2 separate regions of the Homo sapiens genome follow, and region 2 is linked to region 1. A link is a contact called in ENCODE Hi-C data. All regions are on one chromosome and are shown on one strand. Each heading gives the region's core, a stretch centred on a gene start or an enhancer-like site at or near the end of the contact. The rest is flanking DNA. Distances are from core to core; before and after follow the strand shown.

Evidence for each region. Hi-C counts contacts between places; a loop is a spot of excess contacts on that map. Pooled maps may share reads with other maps.
Region 2: a loop to region 1 is called in a map of B cell, with 11 times the contacts of the local background. The contact joins the promoter of SFMBT1 here to the promoter of RHOA in region 1. A Hi-C loop is called at or near these places in 2 of 168 maps with a recorded cell type or tissue (B cell and naive thymus-derived CD4-positive, alpha-beta T cell) and 3 of 50 pooled maps.

Annotation. Positions count from the first base shown.
Region 1 is chr3:49,407,256-49,414,999 of GRCh38, forward strand. It overlaps RHOA (ras homolog family member A), which reads right to left and starts at 4,721. Exons shown (of 5, transcript NM_001664.4): 1 at 4,565-4,721. TCTA (T cell leukemia translocation altered) reads left to right here and starts at 5,168. Exons shown (of 3, transcript NM_022171.3): 1 at 5,168-5,385; 2 at 5,801-5,855; 3 at 7,565-7,744. The coding sequence starts at 5,172. The coding sequence ends at 7,607. RefSeq lists enhancers at 3,868-4,842, 4,741-5,035, 4,971-5,380 and silencers at 4,161-4,250, 4,261-4,540, 4,601-4,900.
Region 2 is chr3:53,042,671-53,050,414 of GRCh38, forward strand. SFMBT1 (Scm like with four mbt domains 1) reads right to left here and starts at 3,403. Exons shown (of 21, transcript NM_016329.4): 1 at 3,146-3,403. RefSeq lists silencers at 2,442-2,731, 3,092-3,151, 3,252-3,571, 3,622-3,731 and enhancers at 3,719-4,220, 4,221-4,720.

The DNA of each region.
Region 1 (7,744 bases), core at 3,471-5,970:
TTGAGTCTTGCACCGTCTCCCAGGCTGGAGTGCAATGGCTCGATCTCTGCTCACAGCAACCTCCGCCTCCCAGGTTAAAGTGATTCTCCTATCTCAGCCTCCTGAATAGCCGGGATTATAGGCGCCTGCTGCCACGCCCAGCTAATGTTTTGTATTTTTAGTAGAGACAGGGTTTCACCATGTGGCCAGGCTGGTCTCAAACTCCTGACCTCAAGTGATCCACCTGCCCAGCACTTCCAAAGTGCTGGGATTACAGGCATCAGCCACTGCTCCCAGCCAGGAATTCCTTTTTATATTTGTCCAAATTATCATATTAGTTTACTATTTAGTCAGAATGGAATTAGATCTACTCCTACTCACAGTGATTCTAGTTTTTTTTTTAATATCAGATCATGTCATTCCCTTTCTAAAGAATATCTAAATGACTTCTAATCTCAGAACAAATCCAAAGAATTTCCCATGTCCTAAAGGCCCTATATGATTTGGCCCCTGCCCACCTCTCTAACCTCTTTTTACCTCCAACTTTTCCTTTCACTCCACTTCAAACTTACTTCATTGGCTGTGTATGTTTTCCTCTTTCCCTTCACTTAAATTTAAGATACTATCATAAATATGCTTAAATATGGCCAGACATAGTGGCTCTCACCTGCAATCTCAACACTTTCAGAGGCCAAGGGGGGCAGATCACAAGGCCAGGAGTTCGAGAACAGCCTGACCAACATGGTGAAACCCCGTCTCTACTAAAAATACAAAAATTAGCTGAGCACAGTGGCGCATGCTGGTACTCCCAACTACTCCAGAGGCCGAGGCACAAGAATCACTTGAACTAGGAGGCGGCGGTTGCAGTGAGCCGAGATGGCGCTACTGCACTCTGGCCCGGACGACAGAGTGAGACTCAGTCTCAAAAGAGAAAAAAAAAAAAATATATATATATACACACACACATACACACACGTATATGTACACATATATATACGTATACACGTATATGTACACATATATATACGTATACACGTATATACGTATACACAAGTATATATACATATACACACACACACATATGCTTAAATATACATACTCATCCTCTTCAAAAAATAAAATCAAGCTAAGTTTGGCATAAACTGCATACTGATTGCAATTTAGCAAGAGTATTTGATGTTTTTCTTTATTATTAGCTATAAAAATGTATTTGGATGAAGCATCAATAAACTGAGACCAACACCCAGAACGAGCAGCTTCAGTGCCTGATTTTCAGTCACATGACTATCGTAATTATGAACATACCAAGGCCTTCACTTAATACTACAGCTCCACAGATTAAAGATGAGGGATTTTATAGTAATTACAAACTTCAAACCGTCTTGGAAATTTTAATCCCACAAATGAGCATGTCCCCAAAGAGCCCCATGTATAGCAAGGCATGTAACATTAAGTTCAAAATTTAGTTATATTAATGTGTAGTTACAAGCAAACAGTTCCATTGGGCAGGTAAACAAAGGAATAAACTAAATGGCAGAGTCAGACAAAATACTTAAGATCCTTTTTTTTTTTTTTTGAGACGGAGTCTCGCTCTGTTGCCCTGGCTGGAGCACAGTGGCGCGATCTCAGCTCACGGCAAGCTCCGCCTCTCGGGTTCACGCCATTCCCCTGCCTCAGCCTCCAGAGCAGCTGGGACTACAGGCGCCCGCCACCACACCCAGCTAATTTTTTTTGTATTTTTAGTAGAGACGGGGTTTCACCGTGTTAGCCAGGATGGTCTCCAGACCTCGTGATCCGCCCGCCTCGGCCTCCCAAAGTGCTGGGATTACAGGCATGAACCACCGCGCCCTGCCAGGATCCTTTTAAAACTACAAATATGGGTGGGCGTGGTGGCTCACCCTTGTAATCCCAGCACTTTGGGAGGCCAAGGCAGGCGGATCACCTGAGGTCAGGAGTTCAAGACCAGCCTGGCCAACACGGTGAAACCCCATCTCTACTAAAAATACAAAAGTTAGCCAGGAATGGTGGTGGGTGCCTGTAGTCCCAGCTACTCCAGGGGCCGAGGCAGGAGAATCACTTGAACCCAGGAGGCAGACGGTGCAGTGAGCTGAGATCGCGCCACTGCACTCCAGCCTGGGCAACAGAGTGAGACTCCATTTCAAAAATAAAAATAAATATAAAACTACAACTATATGGCCAATTTTAAAATCCAGTGACTATGTACTATTTATCATAATCACTAGTAACCACAATGCAATTAAACCCAAGGTGCTGTCTACAGAAGGCCAGCAGCTTCAAATTAGCTCTCTTAGAAGCTGATCAGTCTTTCTTCTCAGAGTTAACATATATCTCTCAGCTCTCTAAGACAATTAAAAAGACGCAAACTAGCACCTTCTCCAGTCACTGCATGGACTCCACCCCATGGACAAGAAACACCTGAAGAGCTACCTGTTTTTACTCTCCTAATAACTTACACCCCCATATGACCAGAATAAACTTTTAAAAAGCAGTTAACTGACAAATGGAAAGAAATCAGGACTACGAAAATACTCCACCACCACCACATGCATGTGCACAGGGAATTGTTTACTTGATACACGCAGTACCCCAAATCAACAGTCAAAAGTGCCCACAGTTAACTAAAAATATCTTAGCCTGACCTAAATATCTTGGTTTTGAAGCAGTAAAGTGTAGGCCTTGCTCTAGAAGTTGGTCCCTTAAAAAAAAATCCAAACAAAGCCATGATTAGGCCAACCAGGGACCCTCGTACATTCATCTATCTCCCTCAATTGAAGGCAGGACCATCCAGTTAACAAGGGGAGAGTGCTGTGTAAGCTAATGAACCGAAATTTTTTGGCAAATGAACAGTTTCTCCCAAACTATTCACCATCAACAAGGTTTAAAAGAAGAAACAATGGAATAAGCTAGAAGTCCTGAATTTTAGCTGACTCTGGAGGCCAACTGCTTGGGAGTAAATGGAGAATACCTTAACAGAGCAGACAGTTCTGGTCTGCTCCTGACTAGATAGGTAACCTTGGGAAATTTACTTAAGTCTCTGGGACTCAGTTTGCTCATCTGCAAATGGGGTTGGACAACCAGTCCTGAAAGATTCCTCTTAGATCTAAAACTCAAGAACTACACAGTATTCCTACTCTCTTCTTCCCTCCAACACAGATTTTTATGAGAACAGAGAGGATAAATCTAGCACTAGACTTTAACTCAAACCAAGGTGCACCTTATATATTTAATGTCCCCAAGAGCCATCAGTGCTCCACAAAAGTAGATGGAACCAATTAAGACAAGTTATCCAGAGATCCTTCAATAAGTCATTCTTTACAATTAAAAACTAGTTTTTCAGTCCAATGTCACTTGTGCCAAATGCTCAAAACAGTATCTCCGCCAATCTAGCCACATCTAAGGTGACAATCATCCGCATGGTACACATTACACATCTGGGTGATACTAAGTGGTTGAAAAATTCTCTCCACATACAACATTTTAAATTATGGAAGTTTTTTGGTTTTTCAATTTTTCTCCTTCAGAAAGGCAGAGTGAAATATCTACTTACACACCTGCAAGAAACGTTTAAGACTTTCTTCAAGACAGAACCAAACAAGTCAACAACAGAGGTAAAAATTTAAAATCAGAACTATTAAAAAACACAAGTGGAACCAACTTTGAGGTAAAAAGGATTCCAATTTTCCACCGTAAACTACTAAACAAGGTTTGTGAACAAATCAACTTGGATGCGAATAGCGCTATTCAATGAAGACGACCCGTAACTGTAGATCCAATCAGTAACTAAGGTACAGATATTTAGATCATTCCTAATCAATACAGCGACTTCGACTAAGCAACATTGCATCTATTTTCATGCAACATCGCTTAAATCATTTACAGTTTTGTGTGTTGTTTTTTTTTTCCAAATGGAAAATACCCCTTTTCCACTCAAAACAGACCCCAAAGCTTTCAGACGAGTTCGGGCGCGTTCCAGGTGGTATGGCCGTAGATCATACCCCTAAGCGTTCAATACAATCTTTTACTTACTTACACAGTCTCCAACAAGTCTGCATTAAAAGAAAACCTACCCAAAGTGTAACTGGACTTTAATCAATATGAAACAGTGATTGTCGTTTCTCGTTAAACGTAAAAAGCAAAATGGAGTTGTAAAGAGTTTCTTTCCCATTTCAACTCCGACAGCCACGCGCGCTTTCAGCGGCCGGCTACACTGCGCGGTCGCGGGGCCCGGCCCAAAGCCCCCGCCCTGCCCGGCGCCGCTGGGAGAGGAAGCTCCGGGGACCGAGGGCGGGCAGGCGGGCAGCCTGGGCTCCACCAGGCCCGGCCGGGCGGGGGAAGGGGCACAGGAGACTACCGGGCGCGCTTCCGGGGACTGCGCGGGCGGGGTCGCCGCTTGGGGCGCGGGGCCCGGGCTGGGAGTCAGGTCAAGGGTCAGGGGCCAGGGGCGGCTCGGCCACGAGCAGCCGGTGGGGCGCGGCCGCGGCGGTGCGGCGGCCTGCCGGCCGGAAGAGTACCGGGCTGGCGGGCCTGGGGCCCCGCGGCGCCTGGAGGGAACCCTTCCGCTCACCTCAGGCAACGAATCCGAGTCCAGCCTCTTCGCGCCGGGGACGCCGGTCCGCGAGTCGCAAACTCGGAGACGAAGGCGGGTAGCTGAAGACCAGACCGTGGACTAACGAGAGAACCGACGGAGGACCGCGGGCGGCGGGAGGGTAGCGCGAGAGAGCGAGGGCGGGCGGCGGCGGGAGGGCGGGGAACGACGTGCGCGCCTCCGAGTGCCCAGCGGGCTCGAGCCGGCACAGGTCGCGGCCCCGCGCACGCGCGCGCACTCACAGCTCATCCACTATTGCTCAGGAGCCCGTCCACGCCCTAAAAGCAAAACCCTTAACCAATCATTGCAGCCGCGTGGGGCATCACGGGAACTCCGGGGCTATAAAAGACCTGGTTGCTATTTTGTACTCCCGGAGTCACTCATCCCTTAAGCAAGCAGGGTGGGGTTAGGTGCGCGTGCGCGGTTTTAATACTCCTCCCCGAACTGCCAACTCTTCACGCACGCGAAGTAGGCCCCACCCTGGCTGGGTTTACGCGTGCGCACTAACGGGCCTGGTCCCGGAAGACCACACGCGTGCGTGGTGGGGACTACGGTGACAGTACCCCGGGTGGGGCGAGGGCCAGTCATGGCGGAGTCCTGGTCTGGGCAGGCCTTGCAGGCTCTGCCGGCCACGGTGCTGGGCGCGCTGGGCAGCGAGTTCTTGCGGGAGTGGGAGGCGCAGGACATGCGCGTGACCCTCTTCAAGCTGCTGCTGCTGTGGTTGGTGTTAAGTCTCCTGGGCATCCAGCTGGCGTGGGGGTTCTACGGGAATACAGTGACCGGGTTGTATCACCGTCCAGGTGAGGCTTCCTACGAACCTCCGTGGGCTGGCCGCCCCCGCCCCCACCCTCTCCCGACTGTACCATTGGGTTCCCCACTATCCTGCAAGAGGCTCATCAGAACTTAACATTGGTTCACGGCCTTACTACCCTGAACGCATCTGACCTCGGAAGCTAAGCCAGGTACTTGGATGGGAGAACTTAACGTTGTGCCCTGACTCATGCCACCATACCATTTTACGCCAGAATCCCCACCAGTCCACCCATCACATTGTATCTGTTCCTCAGAACTCTCACCTGGCAATACCATTAGTCCCTTAGGACCCTCACCAGACTTCACCAAACAATACCAGTGGTCTCTAACCTGACCTGGGCTGATGCCTGCTCAGATTCCCACCCCAGCCTTCTGCAGCTCTGGATGTGTTTCTGCCTCCAGGTCTGGGTGGTCAGAATGGATCCACGCCTGATGGCTCCACGCATTTCCCTTCGTGGTGAGTAAATCTGTCCATACCGCAACCCCATGCTTGGCATTCCAAGGACACTCCTGTGCTGGTGACAGAGAGGGGAGTTCTCAGGCTTTAAGCCCACCAGCTTAATGGCCTTTGCAGCAAGCTTCAAGTCTGCACGTAGAGCTCAGGCTTCAAGTTAGGGTGACACCAAGGTCTGGACAGTCCATCATCATGCTGTTCAGCAGCCTGTAGGATAGGTGGTGGTATTGTCATAATTTCAGAGAGATGAAATGACAGGTTTGTTGGATTCCACTCTGCACAATCCCCTCAGTTGGGAAGGCAGTAATCTCTGTCCTGAGCACATTGACCTCATCAGGGTCAGCCTCCTCTTCTGCAAAACATGCGCTCACTAATCAGGGCATTCATTCAGATAATCTCTGGGCCCCTATCACGTGATAGGGGCCACACGAGGCCCAGAGAACAAAGACAACCCGGGCCCTGCTCATGGGGAGCCAGGGATTTATTAGGGGAGGGCGGCAGTGCATGGGGCAAGGGTGGTCAGGGAAGGCTTCTCCCAAGAAAGACACCTAAGCCGAGATCAAATGCCACAGGGTGACAAAGTGTACCAAGCAAAGGGAATGGATTGAGCAAGGCTAAGAGGGAAGAATACGGGTGACATATTAGAATAGGTAAGACTGTGATGCTGGAGCTTGAACGTGAGAGCTTGTTGGACCCTGGGAGCCATTGAAAGACTAACTCAGCAAGGCTGTGGTCTGATCTAATTTGCCTTTATAAATGCCTACTTCATGGCAAGTAGATAAAGGGGTCCAAGAGTTAGGGCTAGAGGTTAGAAAGGCTGCCACTGCCCAGGTTTCTGTCTTAGAGAAGAGGCCAGGCCCCATGGCTCATGCCTGTAATCCCAGCACTTTGGGAGGCTGAGATGGGCGGATCACTTGAGGTCAGGAGTTTGAGACTAGCCTGGCCAACATAGGGAAACCCCGTCTTTACTAAAAATAGAAAAAATTAGCTGGGCATGGTGGCATACGCCTGTAATCCCAGCTACTCGGGAGGCTGAGGCATGAGAATCACTTGAACCCAGGAGGCAGAGGTTGCAGTGAGCCCAGATCACGCCACTGCACTCCAGACTGGGCATCAGAGTGAGACTCTGTCTCAAAAAAAATAACAGGCCGGGCATGGTGGCTCACGCCTGTTCCTAGCACTTTGGGAGACTGAGGAGGGTAGATCACCTGAGGCCAGGAGTTTGAGACCAGCCTGGCCAACATGGCGAAACCCCGTCTTCACTAAAAATACAAAAACTAGCTGGGTGTGGTGGCGGGCGCCTGTAATCCCAGCTACTTGGGAGGCTGAGGCAGGAAAATTGCTTGAACCCGGGAGGTGGAGGCTGCAGTGAGCTGAGATCTTGCCATTGCACCCCAACCTGGGCAACAAGAGTGAAACTCCGTCTCAAAAAAAGAAAAGTAATAACAATAGTAATAAATAAAAAGAATAAAAAAACTAGAGAAGGATGGCAATGCCGTACTAACATGGAGAACCAGGAAGAAGAATGAGTCTGCAGGGAGAAGGTGCTGGGCCCAGGGTGGGCTGTGGGAGACCAGCAGAGAGGTCTAGATTGTTATGTGACCTTACTGAGCCTAGCTCAGCCCCCAAGAAGGAGCTTGGGAGAGCCAATTTCAGCAACTGTTCTGCCCATGGAATAACCACTCTCTCTTCTCTCTCTCCATCACTTTCAGGGAAATGGCAGCAAACGAACCTCTCAAAACCCACAGAGAATAAGGGAAGGCAGCAGAGGGTCTCCAAGGGCATCACTGGGTCTGCTGGCTTCTACACTGGGTTCTGCTACTCCCCAGACCTCAGGGACAACTGCCGGGGGTTCAGGGTTGGTAGCAGGGAGTACCCAGTGCCTACAGGGC
Region 2 (7,744 bases), core at 2,153-4,652, 3.6 Mb after region 1:
AGTTTACAACAAAACAGCAAAAAAAGGAAATTCCCTTTCATTGTGTATTTTGTTTCTCGTGTATCTCTTTAGTTGCTTCTCTTAAAAATGTAATAGATTTTAAATTAAACAATCTGATCACATAAAAGTCAAGAAATTTAAAAAGAGCCACAAAAAGAAACAATGTATCAATAATAGCTAAGTCATCAATTACTCTCTTGGCTAATGAGGCTGTGAATCTTGGGTGGAGTGACCAAATCCAGCTTAGTTGCTGGTCAGTCAGTTGGCTGGCTAGCTTAACACGGGAAAGACAGAATTATTCAGCGAAATCATTTCACAAAAGAAAACCTTTTAACTTTGTGGACTATTCCCCATGGATCCCTACACCACAGGCCTTAGAACATTCCCAACTTTTATCACACAGATATCTTTGCAGTAAAAAACACAAGCCTTTGTTAGGAACTAACAAAATAAGAATTCACTTACAACATCTAACCCATCTCCTTTACAGTAGGAACAAGAAAAGGCACAAGACGACATTGGTGAAGGAAATGCAAATTGTTGCAGCATTTGCTTCAGTGGAGAATATTTAAAAGTCCACCTTCCTAGAAAGAGGGTTAATAAAAAAAAAAAGGTATCTTAGTCATGCTGATTTTTTTAATCACACCTGACATAATTTTTAGTTAACCTTTTGTTTTTGCTTTCATTGTTGCACTTTAAATGATTTGATAAACCAGCTGACTATCCTGTATATATAAGTCAACTGCTGTCATTGAAAAGGTTGTTAAAGCTTTACGCACACATTCTTAATTCACTTAACTTTAAGAAACCAATTTTCATTCAATTTTCTCAGCAAATTCTAGGCATTAAGAAACTGATTCATCTACTGACACCTTAAACTCTAACTTGTTAGGAAAATTCATGATTCATTCTTCAAATCTGTTGTCTACAAATATATAGTACCTATATTCTAAAAATGGGAAGTCATAGATTAATACCATTGTCTGTGAACATAAGGACTCCCAAGAACTACCAATCGTAACCTGCAAAGTATTGCCCCCACTGAAAAGTGACCTTCTAAGAAGTTCCTCAGGACAGAATTTTAAGTTATTCTGGATTACAAAAACCCTAAGAATCATTATAAAAGCAAAGGGTCATGGCCAACACGGCCATAACTCCAAGTTTACATACAAGCTATCCTCAGTTTGTTAGTATTGCCCCTTTAACCCTCAAAAGGGTCCTGTTTTGAGGCAAAACTCATCTGTGGTGACAGAAGTCAGAATTGTGGTTGCCTTGGGGAGGGGGAATGTGTTTACTGAATGGAAAGGATACAAGGCCTGAAAATGTTCCATATCTTGATCTGAGTGTGGTTATCAGGGCATATACATATATAAAAAGTCATTGAATTGTACCCTTAAGATCTTTCGGTAGGTTATACATACCTCCATAAAAATACATTGTTAAAAATCTATTCAAATAATCATATAAAACCATTCTGGATCTAGCTACCAAGATGTTTTTTCCAAATGAATTTTAATAAAGACACACATTGCGAGCACTTTTATGTAGTACCTCTCAAAATATACACTGTGATTTCTAAGAATCTTTCAGTTAAGAAAGCCACCGAATTTTCGAACTGAAAGCACCCCCAAACATCATCTGTTTATCTTAATGTTGCAAATAAGGAAAATCAAAGCTACAATGGGTAAGAAATGTGCCCAAGATAAGGCAGTTAGTCAATGACAACGGTAATAACAGAACTGTTTCCTGATCTCTGGCCGTTTCTACCAGGCCGTAACTTTTCTGACATCGCAAACAAATCTTAACTCCGAATCTACCTACGGCCTAATTCAACAAATGCCTCAAAACGCTAGTCAACAGGCCTCAAAGTGTACACATGAAGACACATCTTCCTTCATCCTCTCGCCAGTTGACAAATTAATGATTACACGTTCAGGCATTTTACCCAGATGCAATAAAATTAAGAATGACATCTTAGAAAATGTGGTTCAAGAGAAGACATACGCAGGGATTGACAAAATCCATCTTACTTCCTTTCGAATCTCTTTGATGGTTACTTGGTTCTCAAACACAGATCACTGCTAACAGGACTCAAAAACACCACTTGGGACCATCAACCAGTGCTGCTTCGGGCGACCCGCTGGGAACACCCCCACCTGACCCAAGCGTCCACCACTCCTTGAGCACAAGCTCTGGGGGTGACCTGTGCCTGCCGGCTTAGTTTTAGACCCTACGGGAACAGCTGACATCTTGTGAAAAACTTAGCATAACGTACATCCTTTCCGCGGGAATTTATTTCTGTTCGCACAAGGCGTTTCTGCTCCGCACAGAGCAGGCCTTGCTTCCCAGGACGCCGCTCGCCCCTCCACAGCCTCCTTTTCAGCGTCCAAAATCGGACTTTAGGAACAGAAATCGAAACGGTCGCGGACCTCCCGAGCGGCAGGTCGGGGCGCTGCCGGGTCGGCGCGGGGTCCAGCGGCGGTGCCCGGCGGGCCGCGGCGCGGGAGAGGCCCGCTCACTTCACAACGGCGGCCCGGAGCCACCGGTTGCGGCGGCCACTAGACGCTCCGCCACCGCGCAGCGACCGCCCGGGCCCTCCGAAGTTCCGACCGGCCGCGCGCCCGGCCCCAGCTGCGGGTTCGCGCCCCGCCCGGAGCGAGCCCGGGGGGCGGGTCCGCGGGGGCTCGGCGGGCGGAGCGCGGGGCGCGCGCGGGGAGGGGCGCGCGGCGGGCCCGGCGCGCCGGGGAACTTGGGCGCCCGCCACTGCCGCCGCCCGGCCACTTTCCTTTCACGCCTCCCGCGGGCTGACGCGCGCCGCGCTGCCTGCCAGGGGCTGACGGCCGCCGCCGCTCTCCGCCGCGGCGAGGCGCCCAGGCGCGCCCCTGCAGCCGGCCGGCCGGCGCGCGGGACCGCGGGGCCGCGCGCGGGCGCCGCGCTCCCCCCGCCCCGCCCCCGCCCCCAACGTGCCGCCGCCGCCGCCCGTTGGCGCCTCAGCCCGCGCGCCCGCCGGCGCCCGGCGGTTTCCCGTTGGCAAAGTTGCGCGGCCGCTTCGAAGGGGACGCCGTACGGTCCCCCGCCCCGGCGCCGCCGCCGCCCCTCCAGGCCGCCGCGCGGGAAGGCCCAGCCGGTGGCCCCGCTTTTTTACCTGCCCGGAGTTTTCGCGCGCGCGCTCGCTCGATCGCTCGCTTTTCCCCCTCTCGCGCTCGTTTTCTTTCTTTCTTTCCGTCTTTTCGCTCCCCCGCGCGGAAGCTTTTTCCTCCCGTGCTGCCCGCGCTCGCCCGCTCGCGCCCTCCTTCCTGCTGGGTTCGGCGGAGCGGGGCGGCCGGCAGCTCTCCCCGCCCCCCTCCACCCGCGCTCCGGCGGAGGCGGCGGCGGCGCTCCGCGCTCCGACTCATTCCAATATGGCACGGACGCAGGGCGCATGCGCCCGCGCCCCCCCACCCCCAGCTCCGCGGTCCTCCAGGCAGCCTGCGCCCCTCGCGCCGCGCCCGTGGAGCTCCCGGGCCCGGCTGCCCCGCTCCCGCCCCAGCGCCATCCCTCCTGGCTGGGGCCGCGCGGGAGGCAAGGACTCCGCGGGCTGGTGTGCCGGGGGTCCGGCGCCGCGGGCCACCCACGCCCCCAGCCAGCAACTCGGCGCGGACGGCCCCGAGGCCGTGGCGCAGGACACGCGGCGGCGCCTCGGGCCCCCGACGGCGCTGTGGCCCCGAGCGGAACGGCCCGGAAGAGGAGACGCGTCCCCGGGAACCCAGTGCCCGCCCTGGCCCAGCCCCGATCCAGCCTGCGCCTCACCTCGGGTTGTAGACAGAGCGGCGGGGATCCCAGAGGGGTTCGCGGGTCGGACCTGGAGTACCGGCCCGGCGAAGCGCGCCGCTGTCGCCCGCACGTGACTGGCTCGGACAAGATGGCATGAGCGGAGAAGCGGCCGGATCCCAGATGCGCGCGTGCCGCCGCCGCGGGCACTGCGCCCGTTTGCCTGCCCCTCGTCGGGGATCGGGCGCTCCCTCTGAGACCTGAAAGGGCACCCAAGTGCCCCCTGTCTGCGAAGTCCGGCGCGGGCCCTTCGGCGCCCCCGATGTCTCTAGGCTTCCGCAGGAGGCGCCCTGTAAATCTTGAGTCTTCCTGCAGCGAGGGGGCACAGGACAGCTGCGAATTGGGACGAACGAGCCCAGAGCCCCGGGAAGGATCAGAACCTCGAAGGCGGCTTCAAGTCGGCCCCGCAGCCCGAGGTGACCGTGGGCGGTTACGTTGCCCGAGCTCGCCCCCTCCTCCTGAGCGCAGGTGCCCGTGGGACATACACCCGCCCACCTGCTCCGGAAAGTTCCCTCCAGAAGGGAGTTCCCGCGCCACCGAGACCCGGGAGCTCCCGATCAGACTCCCAGGCCGTGAAAGGCGTTATCGGACAGGGCCCAGAGGCGCCCCCACAGCAAGAAGAAAGTCTGGGGTTCTCACCGTGTGCCAGGTGCGAGCTCAAGCCACCTCCCTCAACCGCTCTGAGAAATATCCCACTTCACAAACTTGCTCAAAGTCACGCTGCTGGCTGGATTTGAATCCAGATTTTTTTTAGCACCACTGAAAAAACAATATGACAACCGGAGAAAGAAAAATCTAAAAAGAATACAGTAATCCATATTGTTACAAAGAAATGCAACTTTTCACGACATGAAACATATATATACTGTGTATAGTTGCAACCACACTTTTTTTGTTACTACTTTCACTACCATTTTTATTTGTTCACGATTCATTTTTAAGGTGTGCAGGTGTCCTTAACTATTCACTCAGCCCCCTAATGTTTTTGGTTCTTTACGGTTGTTTGCTAACGTATCCTTGAATTCTGCACTTGGGACAAATACCTGGGAGTGGAAAGGCTCCCAGGTAGAAGGCTATGAATGGCCAAGTGGTCTTGGCTTACAGCGTCATATTTTTCCCAAGAGCTGCCCCAATTATTCTACCGCCTCCAAGGAACAAGTGTAAGGAGTTTAACACACTTATAAACATTGAGTGCCATTTCCCCCCTACTTTAATAGTCTATTGCTAGTTCAAGGTTACTTAGCATTTCTTAGGTGACACAACATTCAAAAATGAATGTTTTTCCATGCATTTACTATATGCATTCCCTCTCCTGTGAATAATCTATTCATATCCATCTTCTGGGGACTTGAACCTCTTCTAACTTTGAACAAGCATTTTTTTATGTTACAGATATTACTTCTTTGTCGTCATTGATGCAAATATTTTCTAGCCTGTTGTTCTTTCTTGTTTTATTCTAATGTTCAGTGTGTCATTCTAATGTTTTAATTGCTTCAGTGCTGACAAAGTGAGCTTTCTGCTGCCCATCTGATAGTCTTTTTTCTGCTAGTTTTGTACAATTTCATTTCATATTTCATTCTCTGATGACTATCCCGATTTTATTTTGGCTTATTTATTTGGAGTAAAATATGGACATAACTCACTACCACTGTCATCGGTTGTTATTAATTCTGCAGTTACCATTTATTAAATAATTATTGACCAGACGTGGTGACTTACACCTGTAGTCCTAGCATTTTGGGAGGTTGAGGCAGGAGGATCACTTCAGGCCAGGAGTTTTAGGCTGCAGTGAGCCGTGATTGTGCCAGTGCACTCCACCTGGGTGACAGAGCAAGACTCCATCTCAAAAAAAAAAAAAAAGGCCGGGCGCCATGGCTCACGCCTATAATCCCAGCACTTTGGGAGGCCGAGACGGGTAGATCACGAGGTCAGGAGATTGAGACCATCCTGGCTAACACAGTGAAACCCCGTCTCTACTAAAAATACAAAAAAATTAGCCAGGCATGGTGGCGGGCGCCTGTAGTCCCAGCTACTCCGGAGGCTGAGGCAGGAGAATGGCGTGAATCTGGGAGGCCGAGCTTGCAGTGAGCTGAGATCGCGCCACTGCACTCCAGCCTGGGCGACAAAGCGAGACTCCAACTCAAAAAAAAAAAAAATTCCTTTGTTTAGTAAAATCTACTTTTACGCTAGACTTTCTATTTTGATTAATATATTTCTGAATTCTCCATTTCCTTCCTTAGACCTCAGTTTGAGCAAATACCATATGAATCTAAATATTGGTTCTTTGGAATAGGTTCTAACATATGAAAAGGCTTGATTCCCTCTCATGCCCTTATGAGGTCTTCTTTTTTCAGATTATCAGTTGATATCCACACTGGTTTATGTGTCTCTACACATCCTAGGATAATCATATAAGGGTTAAGAGGACTGGCTTTGAGGACGGACCATCCAGGTTCAACAACCAGCCCTGTGACCTTGGCAACTTATCTATCCCCTCTGGGCCTTCAGGTCTTGGTCTGTAAAATTAGGATAAGAGTAACAGCTGCCTCTGGCCTGGCGCAGTGGCTCACGCCTGTAATCCCAGCACTTTGGGAGGCCGAGGTGGGCAGATTACGAGGTCAGGAGATCGAGCCCATCCTGGCTAACATGGTGAAACTCTGTCTCTACTAAAAATACAAAAAAATTAGCCAGGTGTAGTGGTGGGCGCTTGTAGTCCCAGCTACTCGGGAGGCTGAGGCAGGAGAATGGCGTGAACCCGGGAGACGGAGCTTGCAGTGAGCCAAGATCGTGCCACTGCACTCCAGCCTGGGTGACAGCAAGACTCCAACTCAAAAAAAAAAAAAAAAAAAAGATTAACAGCTGCCTCACAAGCTCAACGCCTAGGACATAGTAAAAGTTTTGTAAATGTTAGCTATTGTTAATGATTTTTTTGAGACAGAGTCTCGCTCTGTCACCCAGGCTGGAGTGCAGTGGTGCAATCTTGGCTCACTGCAACCTCTGCCTCCTGGGTGCAAGCGATTCTCCAGCCTCAGCCTCCTCAGTAGCTGGGATTACAGGCGCACGCTACCACACCCGGCTAATTTTTGTATTTTTAGTAGAGACGGGGTTTCACCATGTTGGTCAGTCTGGTCTCGAACTCCTGACCTTATGATCCACCCGCCTCAGCCTCCCAAAGTGCTGGGATTACAGGTGTGAGCCACCGCACCCAGCCTTTTTAAAATTTTTTTTGAGAGAGGGTCTCACTCGGTCACCCAGGCTGCAGTGCAATGGTGCTATCATGGCTCACTGCAGCCTCTACCTCCCAGGCTCAAGCAGTCCTCCCGCCTCAGCCCCGAGTAGCTGGGACTACAGGTGTGCACCACCATGCTCAGCTAATTTTTGTATCTTTTGTAGAGACAGGATTTTGCCATGTTGCCCAGGCTGGTCTTGAACTCCTGGGCTCAAGTGATCCACCCGCCTCAGCCTCCCAAAGCGCTGGCCACCACGTCCGGTCCTATCTTTCAATTTATTCAAATATTGTAAAACTCTCTTGCCTTTCTCCAGTGCTCACCTTCATGACCCCTAAGGAAGAAGAACAGAGAACTCAAGGAACAGTTTAAAACTGTCTGCACATCTGACTTGTGTCAGACACTGTGTAGATGTGGGTGTGGGTATGCACATGTGCAGTTGGACAGAATCTCCTTTAACTCTTGCAACATCCTTTAGGACAGGCCGTAACATTCCCTACGGACAAAGAGCAAACTGAGAGCTTCCAGGTCATCCTTAAAGAGAAGCAAAACTTAGCCACAAACCTGGCATGCCAGCTTCTCAACCACGCTACTGGGAAATTCGAGTTGGGGATTGTTGACCGAAGATGCAGCCCCAGAGGCGCACGGAACGAGGGGTAACTTATGGAAAACTGACTTCTGGTCATGACTCACCCCAGTTGAAAGCC